2 separate regions of the Homo sapiens genome follow, and region 1 is linked to region 2. Evidence: chromatin contacts called from ENCODE Hi-C or POLR2A ChIA-PET data. All regions are on one chromosome and are shown on one strand. Each heading gives the region's core, a stretch centred on a gene start or an enhancer-like site at or near the end of the contact. The rest is flanking DNA. Distances are from core to core; before and after follow the strand shown.

Region 1 (3,125 bases), core at 175-2,674, 65 kb after region 2:
TCAACTCTGATTGTACTCCGGATGTTTCTTTTCCACTGATGTCAGTTTATAGAGCAGTCCTCCAGCAAATGTTTGTGTGGGCAGGAGGCAGAAAGGGAAGGAAGAGGTGAGGGGGCACTTCGGGACCCCAAGAATAGGCTTCAACTGCTGCCCCACACACCAGGGAGGCCAGGCCCTGACATTTTAATGCCCAGTGCTTTTGCTTCCAGACCCATTGGAGGGGTCTGGTTGGGGCTTGGATGAATGGGACCTGAGAGCCGTCTCCTGCAGGGCTGCTGGTTCTCTGTGAGAACTTTGGGATGCCAGGTGGGGCACCGTCATGGGGTATGGGATTATTTGTAGGTCTGGTCATTAGGGGTGGGATGTCTGGCAGATGCCTTAGAGCAAGTGTATCAAGAAGTGGGGTACAGCACAGGACCCTGTGCCCCATCCTTCCGTGAGTCCCCTTCTGGCTTGTCTCCATAGGACTTCAGCTTAACACAGGGAGTGAGGGAGAGGGCAAGAGCATGGGCAAGAGGGAGGGTTTAGTTTTGAGCAGATAGATCCAGCTCCTAGTTTGCCTTAGACCCTGGAACACTGGCTTCTTTCATTCGGCCCTTTAGAGGAGTGGCCCAGAGTAGCCTAGCAGGGACTGAACTCTTTCGGATGGCTTCCAGAGCATTGTTCCCAAGACCCTCCCTTCTGCTGACCCTGTGACATCGGGGCAGGTGGGGAGAGAAGAGGTAGACACTATCATTCCCCCAGTCCCAGGTCCCTCCACACAGCTTATTCCTCACTTTTCCTCCCCCCGGGGGGCTGACAGAATCAAACTTGTGAAATACTGAACACTGGGGTTTTGTGGTGGGCAGTTATGTCTGTTACTAAGCACAAGGAATTTGAGCAAAGGAGGGAGAAAAATAAATAACTATTTTTAAAGGGAACCATTGTATTCAATGGACTCCTCCTTTTTGAGGGTCTGTCGTGGGCAAAAGATTGTGGTGCCTCCTGAGAGTGATACAGAGGCAGTGAGTCCCCGACTCTTCCTGCAGGAGTGTGTAGGTCAGCAATATTGCAGTTTCCAGGTGAGGAGAGAGGTGCTCGATGGAGGGGACGTGATGGGGAACTCAGGAAGGGGTTCCTGGAGGTGCACTTCAGCCGCGCCTTCAGCAATCTGCAGAATGTCAAAAAGCCAGTGGGAGAGGGTGTTCGGGATGGGAGAGACTGAATAAACCAAGACAAAAAGATGGTACAGCGCAGTAGGAGTCAGATAGCACAGGGGTTGGTTAAAGACTGGGGCACCGCAATGTATGGGGAGCAATGTTTTTGTTTGTTTTTTTAACCACTGGCCTAGTGTCGGTTGTGAGCTGTCTGTTGACTTTTAGAAAGAGTAACCTACACCTCGTTCCTACTCATCGACTTCTGCGGTTACCACTATGCCAGAGTGCCATTCTGGAAGGCCTCCAGCAACCCTTTGGTGGCCAAATCTCACAGTTTGTTCCCAGGTGCCCTGCTCGGGGCTGCCTGTCACGGGTCACTGCTTATCATCCTCTAACACCCTCTCTCCCTTTTGCCTCTGGGACTCCATATGCCTTGATGGGCCCTTTTCCAGTCCCCTTCTGCTATCTCTCTTGACTCTGACACACATCTCCATTCCCCAGCGTCCTGTCCTCCGAGCCAGTACCCCTTCTCTACCGCCGCCACCTGTTCCCTGTGCCTGAGCTTTACATCTTGGCCAGGTGCAGGGCGTCTGGCTGACACTTTGCTTTTGCAGACCAGTGCAGCCAGCCCTGCTCCTGGGGGTTACGAGTCTGCAGTTGCGAACCCCAGAAACCCAAAGAACTGAAATTCAGTCCACAGACATCTATTAACCTGCTGGGTGACAGAGTAAGACTCTTAAAAAAAAAAAAAAAAGAACCTTACTGGATCAAGCCCCCAAGGGGACAAGTGACAAGTAACAGCCCTGATCGTCCGGGGAGTACCTGCTGCTTCTCCAGCCTTCCTTTTCCAAGGGCCTCTTCACTGGAAAGCTCTGAGTCAGATCTAAATATCCAAGAAGGCCAGACTTCTTTTTGTCCTTTTCTGTAATCTGAAGCTTCTCATCTCTCTCAGCCTCCTACTTCCTAGCAATTTGACAAAAGGTGAAAAGCGTTTCATCGGCTCTTCAGAGCTGCAGCAGTAGCAGCTGCAGCCTCAGCCGCACGGAAGGTGGAGGTGCTCTTGAGTGAGTCCTCCCCACCGTTTAAAATGCAGGGCTGGACCTGAGGGATTTATGTGTTCCCTGGGTGTGCGTCTTGTGCAGGCGACTTTGAATTTGACACCTCTGTCACATAGCCAGTGCCTGAAAACCCTGAAATGATTCTTGGTATTCAGAATTCACATTGGGTAGACTTAGGTAGTATTTATAGCATTCCCAAGACAAGTTATTGCCAAAGGAGGTAGTGACACTTATCAGGGCCTGTGTAGGAGACACAGAGCTGAGTAGACTCTTTCTCTGGCTAATTTTAGATTCCCAGTGTTGAGGTTGGGAATGAGGGCTTGTCACATAGTTAGTATGTTTTCAGAGGCTCTGATCTCCCTGAGACTACAAGTACAAAGGCTGTGTGGCCATTTCTGTTTCCTGGGGTTTACTCTTCCATCCGTTGTCTCACTGCACAGGTTCTCCCTGGCTCTGTCTCATTCTGCTTGCCCCATGGCAGAAAAGGGGGGCGGTTCAGGGCTCCTTGACATTCTGGCATTAGGCCACCAAGCTGTGGGATGGGGGAATTCAGGGTGGGGGAGAATTTGACAGTAGGGCATCGTGCCTCACAAGCTACTTTTTACAACCTGTGAATGCTTGACACACTGTTTAGTTTGCCTGTGGCCCTGTCTACCCTTGGTCAAGGGGAATCTCCCTGGGGAAGGTATTAGCTCAGGTTGCTATTGGAAAATGCTGTGGACTGGATGGCTTAAACAATAGAAATTTTTTCACGGTTCTGGAGGCTGGAAGTCTGAGATCAGGGTGCTAGCATGATTGGGTTCTGGTGTGGGCCTTCTTCCTGGTTTACAGGCAGCTGCCTTCTGGCTGCATCTTCACATGACAGAGCGAGAGAGGGAGAGCGTGCGAGCGTGCATGCACAGGCAGGCTCTCTGGCATCTCCTCTTAACAG
Region 2 (2,762 bases), core at 56-2,555:
AAAATCAATTCAGTCTCCGGTTTATGGTGACAGCAGTTTCTTTCTCTGAGAAACACTAAAAAGTTGCCAGCAGTTCCATTTGAGTAACTGAATAGATTTGCTACCTATTTCCTGGTCCATTCTGTATTGGGATGGAAATAATGTCGTCTTTCCTTTTTTTTTTCTTTTTTGAGACAGAGTCCCGCTCTGTCATCCAGGCTGGAGTGCAGTGGTAGGATCACCGCTCATGCAGCCCCCGAGCTCCCGGGCTCAAGCGATCCTCCCACCATTCTCCCCAGTAACTGGGACTACAGGCATGCGCCCCCACACCCGGCTGATTTTTAATTTTTTTTGTAGAGATAAGGTCTCGCTATATTGCCCAGGCCGATCTTAAACTCCTTGGGCTTGAGATCTTCCTGCTTTGGCCTCCCAAAGTACTAGGAGTAAAGGGGTCATGGCTAATTCTTGTTTTTTTAAATTACTAATGTGTCCCTTACAGATAAATAAAAAAGTAAAATTACTCACAATTCCACCAATCACTGAGAGACTTATTGGTGTTTATCTATCCAGTCTTTTCTGCCTTTCTCCATAAATCACAGTTTTTAAAAACGGGACCATACGGTACATAGTGTTTTGTCTCCTCACCCCCTTGAATAACCTTCACATTGTTCCATGGTATTTACAGTATTTACTAATAATGACTGTAAATGTAAGAGGTATATAACTGACTTTATTCAGGGCATGGCAAGCAGGAGTGAATTATTTTCTTCTTATCAACACAGCACGCCCCTACCGCCACTCATCCCTATAGTCGTTCTCTAAATACCTAAGTGACACCTGACCAGCAAGGTTTCAGGGTCCTTGTGCTGAAAGGAGCAGGCTCGCCTGGGGTCACGGCCCTCCGCTTCGCAGCAAGACCCCACCGCCCACCACGGCCCTCCAGTTAGCCACAGCTCGCTTCCCCCAGGACCGGGCCAGAGGTCCCGAGAGGGCACTCTGCGGACCTAGGGGCCCCAGCCTACAAGACGCTGTGTCCTGCAGTCATCCCCTTTACACAGCAGAGCCCCAATTCTGGGAAGCCGGGGTCACCCCGAGCCTCCCTTCCCCGTGACAGCTCGGCCGGTGCATCACCTTCCCTCGCGGACCCTTTCAGCATCACCACGCGTGGGAGGAAACCCAGGACGGGCGCCTGAGCCTCGGTGGCGGCCCACCCCGGTGCCGCGCGGCGCCGCGGCCGGACCGGCGCCGCGCCGTCCCCGAATGATGACGCGCTTCCTGCCCTCCCAGCGCTCTCGGGCAGTGCGCTCGCGCTCGCCCTCGGCTCTTGTTCCGCGCCCGGAGCCAGCGGCGGCGGCAGCGGCTGAGGCGGCTGCGGGAGCGGAGTGGTCGCCCAGCGCGCGGGGGGACGCGGGCTGCACTCCCGGGCAGGCGCTCTGCAATGAGACAGTAAATGCATCCCCCGGTAAGGCGCACGGCTCACTCGGGTTTTCCTCTTCCTCCAGCTGCATGCACGTTGCATGAATTTCTCGTGTCTTTTCCCTCCCCTCTCCAGAAGGAAAATGTGGGGTTTTTTTTCCTCCCTTTTGCTTCTCGTGAGTGATGCCAATGCAGGAAAAACCCGTAAAGCTCCCAGATTTGATGGTCTAGGAGGGCTTCTTGCAGGAAAATAAAAATAAAATGAAATTAATGCACCTGTCTATTGCACATGTATGTTTCACTGCACCGGACCCGGGCGCAGCGGTTTGCAAACAGCCTCGCAGTCGGCGCCAGAGAGCGGATTCCTGGCCGTGGGCAGCCGGTCCCCTCCGGGGCTCTCGCTGGGTTTCCGGTAACTGGGCTTTGAAAAGCGGCCCCGCCTGCATAGAGTGTCCCCTCGACCCCAGCCGGGCCCCCGCGCCAGAAGAGTTGGCGCTGGAGGAGCAGCTTCATTCCAGCACTGGCCGCCGGGACTCCAGCGCCACTTTGCAAACAAGTCTCCCGCCGAGGCTCTGGGCTAAGACAGCCCGCCAGTGCGGAGTTCCTTCTCCGGTGCCGGACACTCAGACCTGCCGATCCCACGACTGCCCTTTACTTGGCAATCTCGCCACGGGCGAACTGCTGGCCGCTGAGCGACGGGGGCAGTGCCGGGCCGAGAGCGGGGCCAGGCTTTGCATCCAGTGCGGCTGGCCTCACACAGACTCAGCGGCTCCCTCTCCTTCCTCGGTCCCACGAGCTGAAATTTTGCGCCCATTGGAAGCTGGAGGGACCTGGAGACGAGTATTTCGGGATCCCTGAGGGGACCGAGGAACGACTTTCGAGGGCGCCATATTTTCAGTGGGTCTTGACTGCGGAGGGGAGGGGGCGAGCAGTTTCTGGGTCCCGGGGAGAGCCCCGCGCCCCAGTCGGAGAGGCCTGATCGGTTGTCGCCGGGAAAGTTTGCGCGCCGAGGCAGGCGCGGAGGCGGCCGCACAAGGCGCGCACGACTGCTGTCCCCGCAAGGGCGCGCGGACTACAGCGCGTCGCCACGCCAGCCGGCGGGGCTTGGGAACGAGAGCCGCCGTCACGGACAGCGTGCTGGGCTTGCCGCCTTCCTCTGTCCCGCCTGGACCCGGCCTTGGGGCTCCGAGGCTCAGGGAACACGCCCCTCTTCCCCGCAGCTACCGCTGCCCGGGTGCTCAGCCGGAGCCGTGCGCTGGGCGGCGTCCCGGGGCTGGGCGCCGAGTGTAGAGCGTTCTCCCGGTGCCCGGGCTCGCCTGGGTGCTCCGAGGGGCGCAGTAGCTCACTTCCTGGGGGAGAGGAGGCGC

The links. A loop is a pair of places that touch in the nucleus more often than their neighbours do. ChIA-PET counts read pairs that join two places held with the same protein, here RNA polymerase II (POLR2A). Pooled maps may share reads with other maps.
Region 1: a map of PC-3 shows a loop between it and region 2 (4-fold over the local background). The contact joins the enhancer-like site here to the promoter of TLN2 in region 2. A Hi-C loop is called at or near these places in 25 of 168 maps with a recorded cell type or tissue (IMR-90, PC-3, Right ventricle myocardium inferior and 12 more) and 19 of 50 pooled maps. POLR2A ChIA-PET finds 5 or more read pairs at or near these places in 4 of 52 experiments (H1, IMR-90, MCF 10A and 1 more).

The regions. Positions count from the first base shown.
Region 1 is chr15:62,454,192-62,457,316 of GRCh38, forward strand. All of the region lies in intron 1 of TLN2 (talin 2), which reads left to right. Among named protein-coding and RNA genes, the nearest start is that of TLN2, 65 kb to the left of the region's middle. RefSeq lists an enhancer at 1-425. Within about 2 kb of position 1,425, at least 5 of the 41 ENCODE cell types and tissues checked have a DNase peak (open chromatin) inside an H3K27ac peak, as active enhancers do; they include PC-3, gastrocnemius medialis, heart right ventricle and 1 more, where a contact is called at or near this core.
Region 2 is chr15:62,389,245-62,392,006 of GRCh38, forward strand. It overlaps TLN2 (talin 2), which reads left to right and starts at 1,306. Exons shown (of 59, transcript NM_015059.3): 1 at 1,306-1,441. RefSeq lists enhancers at 726-795, 1,714-2,328 and silencers at 962-1,158, 1,206-1,535.